Linked DNA regions of Homo sapiens: region 1 is linked to region 2. Evidence: chromatin contacts called from ENCODE Hi-C or POLR2A ChIA-PET data. All regions are on one chromosome and are shown on one strand. Each heading gives the region's core, a stretch centred on a gene start or an enhancer-like site at or near the end of the contact. The rest is flanking DNA. Distances are from core to core; before and after follow the strand shown.

The links. Hi-C counts contacts between places; a loop is a spot of excess contacts on that map. ChIA-PET counts read pairs that join two places held with the same protein, here RNA polymerase II (POLR2A). Pooled maps may share reads with other maps.
Region 1: a loop to region 2 is called in a pooled map, with 2.2 times the contacts of the local background. The contact joins two enhancer-like sites. A Hi-C loop is called at or near these places in 1 of 37 single-sample maps with no recorded cell type and 4 of 50 pooled maps. POLR2A ChIA-PET finds 5 or more read pairs at or near these places in 1 of 52 experiments (activated naive CD4-positive, alpha-beta T cell).

What each region holds. Positions count from the first base shown.
Region 1 is chr22:37,932,452-37,936,918 of GRCh38, forward strand. MICALL1 (MICAL like 1) reads left to right here. Exons shown (of 16, transcript NM_033386.4): 11 at 102-228; 12 at 347-437; 13 at 588-661. Among named protein-coding and RNA genes, the nearest start is that of C22orf23, 19 kb to the right of the region's middle. RefSeq lists enhancers at 581-1,383, 1,384-2,185. Within about 2 kb of position 1,605, at least 23 of the 41 ENCODE cell types and tissues checked have a DNase peak (open chromatin) inside an H3K27ac peak, as active enhancers do.
Region 2 is chr22:37,729,177-37,733,842 of GRCh38, forward strand. It overlaps TRIOBP (TRIO and F-actin binding protein), which reads left to right. Exons shown (of 24, transcript NM_001039141.3): 8 at 4,122-4,236. Among named protein-coding and RNA genes, the nearest start is that of TRIOBP, 34 kb to the left of the region's middle. Within about 2 kb of position 2,820, at least 5 of the 41 ENCODE cell types and tissues checked have a DNase peak (open chromatin) inside an H3K27ac peak, as active enhancers do.

The sequences.
Region 1 (4,467 bases), core at 355-2,854, 200 kb after region 2:
CGGGCCCTGGAGCCACCAGTGGCCAATGCTGGCCAGAGAAGAGGGCAAGGCTCCTGGCAGCAACCAGGCAGGCCGTCAGGTGACCAGGCACTGTTGGGCAGGTCCAGGCTGACCAGTACATCCCTGAGGAGGACATCCATGGAGAGATGGATACCATTGAGCGCCGGCTGGATGCCCTGGAGCACCGTGGGGTGCTGCTGGAGGAGAAGCTGCGTGGCGGCCTGAATGGTGCGGGAGCGGCTGGGAGGGCCTGCTGGGTGGGGCTGGGGGCAGGAGCCTCTATTCCCCGGGGAACTGAGCCAGGCATGGCAGCCAGCCCTGGCCTCAGTGGGTATCTGGCTTCCAGAGGGCCGTGAGGATGACATGCTGGTGGACTGGTTCAAGCTCATCCACGAGAAGCACCTACTGGTGCGGCGAGAGTCCGAGCTCATCTATGTGTGAGTCCCCCCGCCTGGGGCATCCCTCCCTGGAATCCGTAGAGCTTAGAATGGAGAACCCTTACCCTCTTCCCTCATCAGTAACAGCGCAGGGCAGGGCAGCCGGGGCTCGGGCAGAATTGTTAAGAGTCACCTTATTCCCACCCCTAGCTTCAAGCAGCAGAACCTGGAGCAGCGCCAGGCTGATGTCGAGTATGAGCTCCGGTGCCTCCTCAATAAGCCAGGTGAGTGCAGCCACTGGCACTCCCCTGGCACCTGCCCTGGGGCCTGGTGACACGGAGGAGTGGGGGAGCGGGCAGACAAAACCCCAGTAGGATGCACAGGCAGACTGGGGACAGGGCCAGAGGAGGAGGTGCGGGGCAGGGCTGTCTGGGTCACCCCCAAGGATGGGAGAGACTGTAACAGGCAGTAAGCTGGCTGGGGCTGTGGTAGGAGAAGGAACCGCACAGACAGTGTAGGGTGTGGACGTCCGAGGGACCAGGGATGACAGGCTCTCAGTGAATGAAGATCAGGCCCAGGACCAGCCCAGCCTGTTTTGTGCGTGGGTCAGACTGTTCCTTCTTCTGCCACTAACTTGCTGTGTGACCTTGGGCAGGATTCTTAGCCTCACTGAGCCTCAGTGGCTTCAGGTGTAAGATGGGAATGAAGGTCCCCACGTCCTCGGGTGTTCTTGGGACCAGGAGACAGTGGACGTGGACTCTGTACCCTCTGAAGGGCTGATGGCTGATGGTTACCATGTGGCCGAGTTGGGGTTTGGTGAGGAGGGCTCCTCACACGCCCTGTGACCGTGGAATGCAGTGAACCGCAGCTGCAGGCAGAGACCCCAGGACTATGGAGATTCCAGAGTTGGGAGCCAAAGCTTTTGACCACTTTCTTATGGCTCAGGCATGGTGCCAGCCCTGGGCAAGGGCCATCTTGACAGATGGGAAGTGGAGGGCCAGAGAGGTCAAGGGACTTGGCTGTTGGTGACGGGGCTGGGCTTCCATCCATGTCTCTGATCTGGGGCTGTCCCTGCACACACAGCCCCTCCAGACTGTGGGGATGGTGGCAGGGGAACTGTCTACTGACTGGGGAATTTGGGAGGCTGGAGTGTCCCAGGGGAAGCCACAGAATGTCCCAGGCTTCCACTGCCTTGTGTGAGTCACTCCCAACTCTGCAGGAGGCTGGGGCGTGGCCACCACTCAGAGCCACAGCGGCGCCCTGTGGCCAGAGCGGGCACGGCTCCTCTGCCTCCCTGGCTAGCCCGGCCCCAGGGCTTACTGTGGCTTTTCCAGCCCCCGTGTGGTGGCTGTGCGTCCCGGGCTTGTCAGCCTGTCCCGGATGTTGCTTTTGGAAGGTGAAGCTGGTGTATGAGGCTCCGAGTACAGTACACCATGAGGGCCATTGCTTGGGGGCATCAGGCTGCCAGGTTCAAATACCAGCTCCACCTTCACTGTGTGACACTGGTCAAAGATTTCATGTCCCTGAGTCTCAGTTTCCCCACGTGTAGACTGGGGACATAACTTACCCAGGCCCCAGATATGGAAAATGGCAAAGTGGGATTCAAACTTGGGTGGTGATTTGGAGGCCCTGCTCTGTCCCCAGAACCAGGTTGGGCCACCTGCTCCTCAATTTTGGCAAGGTGAGGCCATAGGGGAAAGGGGCAGTGGCTGAGGGGGCTTCAGGATATTTATTTATTTATTTTGGGGGGGGGTATTTATTTATTTATTATTATTATTTTTTTTTTGAGACAGAGTCTCACTCTGTCGCCCAGGCTGGAGTGCAGTGGCGCGATCTCGGCTCACTGCAAGCTCTGCCTCCCGGGTTCACGCCATTTTCCTGCCTGAGCCTCCCAAGTAACTGGGACTACAGGCGCCTGCCACCACGCCCGGCTAATTTTTTGTGTTTTTAGTAGAGACCAGGTTTCACCATGTTAGCCAGGATGGTCTCGATCTCCTGACCTTGTGATCCACCCACCTTAGCCTCCCAAAGTGCTGGGATTACAGGCATGAGCCACTGCGCCTGGCTCTATTTATTTATTTATTTTATTTTATTTATTTATTTATTTTTATTTTATTTTTTGAGATGGAGTCTCACTCTGTTGCCCAGGCTGGAGGGCAGTGGCACAATCTCGGCTCACTGCAAGCTCCGCCTCCCCAGGTTGACACCATTCTCCTGCCTCAGCCTCCCTAGTAGCTGGGACTACAGGCACCTGCCACCCCGCCCGGCTAATTGTTTGTATTTTTAGTAGAGACGGGGTTTCACCATGTTAGCCAGGATGGTCTCGATCTCCTGACCTCGTGATCCACCCGCCTCCGCCTCCCAAAGTGCTAGGATTACAGGCGTGAGCCACCGCGCCAAGCCCTGGCCCTATTTGTTATTATTATTATTTTATTTTATTTTATTTTTTTGAGTCAGAGTCTCGCTCTGTCGCCTAGGCTGGAGTGCAGTGGCACGATCTTGGCTTACTGCACGCTCCGCCTCCTGGGTTTACGCCATTCTCCTGCCTCAGCCTCCCGTGTAGCTGGGACTACAGGCGCCCGCCACCACACCCGGCTAATTTTTGTATTTTTAGTAGAGACAAGGTTTCATCGTGTTAGCCAGGATGGTCTTGATCTCCTGACCTCGTGATCCGCCCACCTCGGCCTCCCAAAGTGCTGGGATTACAGGCGTGAGCCACCGCACCCGGCCTATTATTTTTTTGAGATGGAGTGTCACTGTGACATCCAGGCTGAAGTGCAATGGCGTGAACTCAGCTCACTGCAACCTCCGCCTCCCAGGTTCAAGCGATTTTCCTGCCTCAGCCTCCCCAGTAGCTGGGATTACAGGCGCCCACCACCACGCTTGGCTAAGGATATTTACTTTTTTTTTTTTTTTTTTGAGACAGAGTCTCACTCTGTTGCCCAGGCTGGAGTGCAGTGGCGTGATCTGAGCTCACTGCAACCTCCACCTCCCAGGTTCAAGCAATTCTCCTGCCTCAGCCTCCCTAGTAGCTGGGATTTCAGGTGTGTGCCACCACACCCCGCTAATTTTTGTATTTTTAGTAGAGACGAGGTTTCACCATTTGGCCAGGCTGGTCTCGAACTCCTGACCTCTGGTGATCCACCTGCCTCGGCCTCCCAAAGTGCTGGGATTACAGGAGTGAGCCACCGGGCCCGGCCTAGGATATTTATTTGAAGCCAGGGAAGCCTGTGGCGGTAGATGTTGTGGAGGGAAGGCCAAGTGTGGGCACTCATCCCTGGAGCCTGCAGGCTGGGGGAGGGGGAAATACTAGGGCCCCAGTGGGCCCCTGGGGGTGGTCCTGTGGGTTGGCTGGGGCCTTGAGAGGAAAGGAGGCAGGAGGGGCAGCAGGTGTGCCCAGCTTCAGGGGAGCCTCCTGCTGGGCTCCCTGCCCCCAGCATCCCCTCTAGTCTACCTTCCTCCACAGCCTTGGATAAATGTCCCAGTATGTCACTTGGGTTGTGTTGCTTCTCCTGCTGGAGGAGCCCTGGGGTTCCCTGTTGTCTCCTCGCCCCTGCCCCACTCTGTCCCTCCTGAATCTTGCCTCCCGCCAGAAGCCACCTAGTGAACATTTGTTGAATGGATGAATGAACATGAGCATGAGACCCTTGGTGCTGCCCTGTTCTTGCAGTAGGTGCTGTGCTGGCCCTGCTGGGGCCCCTTGCAGGGCTCTTTGGTAGGCAGCCTGGTGTCCTTGGTCTCTTCTGTCACAACTTTCTTTTCCCTAAGAACTTGTAGGCCCTGGCCGGGCGCGGTGGCTCACGCCTGTAATCCCAGCACTTTGGGAGGCTGAGACGGGTGGATCACGAGGTCAGGAGATCGAGACCATCCTGGCCAACATGGTGAAACCCTGTCTCTACTAAAAATATAAAAAATTAGCTGAGCGTGGTGGCAGGTGCCTGTAGTCCCAGCTACTCGGGAGGCTGAGGCAGGAGAATGGCGTGAACCCGGGAGGCGGAGCCTGCAGTGAGCCAAGATCACGCCACTGCACTCCAGCCTGGGCGACAGAGTGAGACTCCGTCTCAAAAAAAAAAACAAAAAAAAAAGAACT
Region 2 (4,666 bases), core at 1,570-4,069:
CAAAGTGCTGGGATTATAGGCGTGAGCCACCGTGCCTGGTCTGACCTTTTTTTTTTTTGAAACAGGGTCTTGCTTTGTCACCCAGCAGTAGTGCAGTGGCGTGATCATGGCTCACTGCGGCCTCAAACTGCCAGGCTCAAGCGATTCTCTCACCTCAGCCTCCTCAGTAGCTGGGACTACAGGCGTGTACCACTATACCCAGCTAATTTTTCTACTTTTTGTAGAGATGGAGTCTCACTTTGTTGCCCAGGTTGGTCTCAAACTCCTGGCCTCAAGCAATGCTCCCACCTTGGCCTCCCAAAGTGTCTTTGACCTTTTTATGATTACTATTTCTTGTCTAATGTCAATTTTCCTAACTTTGTCTTAACTAATAACTCAGCAGGGACATTAAGGTCTTTAAGCCAAAGTTAATTAATTTTCTTTCCTTTTTTCCAGGATAATTTCAGAGAGATAAGGTGTTTATATTAATAATAGAAATGAGAAATATGTTTACACTTTTATTAACCATTTGTTTTTACACGATCACTCCTATACATTTAATTCTACTCTCTTTGAAATAGCTTATTTACCTTTTAGGGAAGTTTTCATAATTTTACTGAATAATTAAAATTTTTCCTCTTATCTGGCACCTTTTCCAAGTAGAAAACCATTCATCCTCTGAATATGGAAAATTTTAAAACTGTGCAGTGTGTGTGTAAGGGACAGACTGGAGCTTATGAGCGGGTGGCTGTAGGAGTGTGCTTTTATTTTCTCCTATTTCCTCATCGATATGTATTTATTGAGCATCTACTCTGTCCAAGCATTGTCCCGAGTCTGGAAAATTTTTCTTAAAGGGTTGTCACATCAAAGCATTGGGAGTTTTGGCTTGATCTTAATTTTTTTTTCCTTAGATGCCTTTGGCATCTCTTAGAGTCACGTAGCATCCTGTGGTCATTTGAATTCAAAACCTAGCCTTCACTGGATTTGCTAGACTTGATGGCTTTGCTCCTTTAATTCTCTCTGGAGGTCGAAGAACCCATCTAAGCTTCCGAAGGAAACGTTTCCTTTGTCATGCTTGGTGCGGCCACATCAACCCTCGGGAACAGGTGGCCCCGAGGAGACGCTGTTGCTTCAGCATCGGACAAGCCAGGTCTCTGTTGGGGTTTCAGAATCTTCTTGAGTCCCTCACTCTTTTCTCTCAGTTCTACATGGGGGAAAAAAGGAAGGCGAGTTCTCAGGAGGAATGCTCATCAAGCAAGCTGGAGTTCGTATGGAAAATGCATCCATCCGGAAGAGAACACACAAGTGCCTTGCTTCCCTGCACCGGGTGTTTCCACTATTGTCCTCCTGGTCCTCCCCATTAGGGAGGAACAGCCCACTGGGTCACGTCTGGGCTCTTGCTTCATCGAAGCTCCTATACCCCAGTTCGGGGGAAAATTCACTCTAAGGCCTTCAGCTCTCACAGAGTAAGGAAACGCACTCACCTCCAATTAGATTACAAATTGGCTGGGTGCAGTGGCTCATGCTTGTAATGCCAAGACTTTGGGAGGTCAAGGCAGGTGGATTACCTGAGGTCAGGAGTTCAAAATGAGACCAGCCTGGCCAACATGGTGAAACCCCGTCTCTACTAAAAATATAAAAATTAGCTGGGCATGGTGGTGGACACCTGTAATCCCAGCTGCTCAGCAGGCTGAGGCAGGAAAATCACTTAAAACCAGAAGGCGGAGGTTGCAGTGAGCTGAGATTGCACCACTGCACTCCAGCCTGGGTGACAGAGCGAGACTCCATCTCAAAAAAAAAAAAAAAAAAAAAGTTACAAACAGCCTGCCCAGGGAGCCCTCAAGCTCAGAAACACTTCCTCCAGGGAACTTTGGTTCCTCTCCGAACCAGCTGCCAATAACTGCTAACAACTAACATTATTGTGCTTTATGGCTCTGATTCTAATGACATTGGCAAAAGACATGAAACAACAAAAAACTCCAACCCCATACTTTTTTTTTGAGACAGGATCTTGCTCTTTCACCCAGGCTGGAATGCAGTGGCATGATCATGGCTCACTGCAGCCTCAACCTCCCAGGCTGAAGCGATCCTCCCACCTCAGCTTCCCAAGTAGCTGGGACTACAGCCACGTACCACCATGCTCGGCTCATTAAAAAAATTTTTTTTTCCTAGAACAAGGTCTCATTCTGTTGCCAGGGCTGTCTCAAACTCCTCGACTCAAGTGATCCTCTGACCTCAGCCTCCCCAAGTGCTGGAATTACAGGTGTAAAGACACTGTACCTGGCCTCCCAACCCCATATATATATATATATATTTTTTGAGACAGGGTCTCACTATGTCACCCAGGCTGGAGTGCAGTGGCGCGATCTCAGCTCACTGCAACCTCCACCTCCTGGGGTCAAGCGATCCTCCTGCCTCAGCCTCCTGAGTAGCTGGGATTACAGGCACGTGCCACCACGCCTGGCTAAGTTTTGTATTTTTAGTAGAGATTGGGTTTCACTATGTTGACCAGGCTGGTCTCGAACTCCTGACCTCAAGTGATCCACCCACCTCAGCCTCCCAAAGTGCTGTGATTAGAGGCATGAGCCACCACACCTGGGCTAATTTTTGTATTTTTAGAGACTAGGTTTCACTATGTTGTCTAGGCTGGTCTTGAACTCCTGAGCTCAAGCCATCCGCCTGCCTCAGCCTCCCAAAGTTCTGGGATTACAGGCGTGACCCATTGCGCCCTGCCCAATCCCATACTTTTGAAGGTGTCGTTCCAGCATGGCTCCTCAGGCACAGGCCCACCACAGACAGCAGGGCCTATGGAGGCCTGAGCAGAGTTTCCTCATACTTCCCTTTTTGCTGCCTCACTCTGGGTCCACCACAGGGTGGCCTTTTTCAGGCTTCTCTTCCTGGTTCAGTTCATCGACCAAAGACATGGCTCCATTTGCTAACTGAGACCCAACCAAAATAAACATTCATGGAGTGGTTGGGCCTTTTGTTGTGACCCCTTAGGTAGAGGAAGGGAGAGATATGCCCAGGTTCTGTTTGGTGTTTCTACCTGTCAATAGAGATACCACGTTAATCATTAACAGCCATGCCTCCCAGTTAGTAAGCAAGACAACTAACTGGAACTAGACTTTTTACACAAGTTAGAGATGATCTTCATCGGATGCGTCAACAATGCCTGAAGCCCAGTGTCTTAGAAACAACACTTGCCCAGGGTCAGGCGTGGTGGCTCATGCCTGTAATCCCAGCTACTTGGGAGATTAAGGCAGAGAATCACTTGAACCCGGGAGATGGAAGTTGCAGTGAGCCGAGATCGCGCCACTGCACTCCAGCCTGGGTGACAGAGCGAGACTCCATCTCAAAAAAAAAAAAAAAAAAAAGACACTTGCTTGGACAGTTTATGTTGGCCTCTCTGAAGTTGTCAGGGAGAATGTTTCTTTCTTCTGATCTTGCTCAGAGCTCTTTTGCCAACAGCTAGGATGGCCTGGAGTTTTCAAGGCTAAGCGCTGGGATTCTGTTGGTTAACAGTGATGGGAGGGAAAAAGGAAAAGAAATCCAAAATTTACAATATGGACAGGAAAAGGCAGAAAGAATGGAACACGGGGGCACACAGCAGTCTGGCTCTGTCGTCCCACCTCGTGGGCTGCGATCATGATACAAGTGCTTGGCCCCTGGAACATAAGAAGCACTCAATAAATGCTTTGTCATAATGATTATGTGTGCCCAGTGCCTGGTACACAGTAGGTGCTCAATAAATCTTAATTCCCGCAAAGACCAGTCTAACCTTTGTCTGGGGGTGGCTCTTGGGCTGCTGGTGGGGTGGTGGTTAGTCATAGGAAGTACTGGATGAGACAGGAGAGGGCCATGGCCAGGGCCAGATCCCCCTCCCCACCCAACCGCCTCTACTCCCCACTTTTCTCGTCATGTTCGCAAGAGCCTCATGAGGCAGAATAGAGCAGTGTTAACCATCCCCATTTTTCAGAAGGGGAAACTAAGGCCCTGAGAGTCATCCTCACTTAGGGCCCTTCAACGAGCTTGCAGTGGGTCCCTGGCTGTCCCACATCTCCTCCTGTTGGAGGTGGGAGCAGAGGGGCTGGGGTGCTGGGAGTGGGACAGTCCCTCAGAGGAGTGGCTGCATTTGCTCATAGGAAGTCCGAGGCAGCGGGGGCCTTCCAGGCCCAGGACGAGGGACGGTCACAGCAGCCCAGCCAAGGCCAGAGCCAACTTCTCCGAAGACAGTCCAGCCCTGCCCCCAGCAGGCAGGTGAGCACTGCCAGCTGTCTGGGGCCCCGCACCCCAAGGGGCGGCCACTGCCTCTTCCCTCCCGCTAGAAGCCAGGCAGGGGGCTTGGACAGGAAGGTCCTCTATGAAAGGGTCGGAGTCCAATCATGGGGATCCAGCTCTCCCCTCTCCCCAACGGCCAGCAGCTCTTGGCAAAATGCACAAGACCCCACATTAATCCTTTGAAGATAGCCCCTCTCCCACGCTATCCCCTTCCTTTACTAAGCACTGCTGTCTTTTTTTTTTTTTTTTTTTTTTGAGATGGAGTCTTGCACTGTCTCCCAGGCTGGAGTGCAGTGGGACAATATTGGCTCACTGCAACCTCTGCCTCCCAGGTTCAAGTGATTCTTCTACCTCAGCCTCCCAAATAGCTGGGATTACAGGCGTGTGCCACCACACCCAACTAATTTTC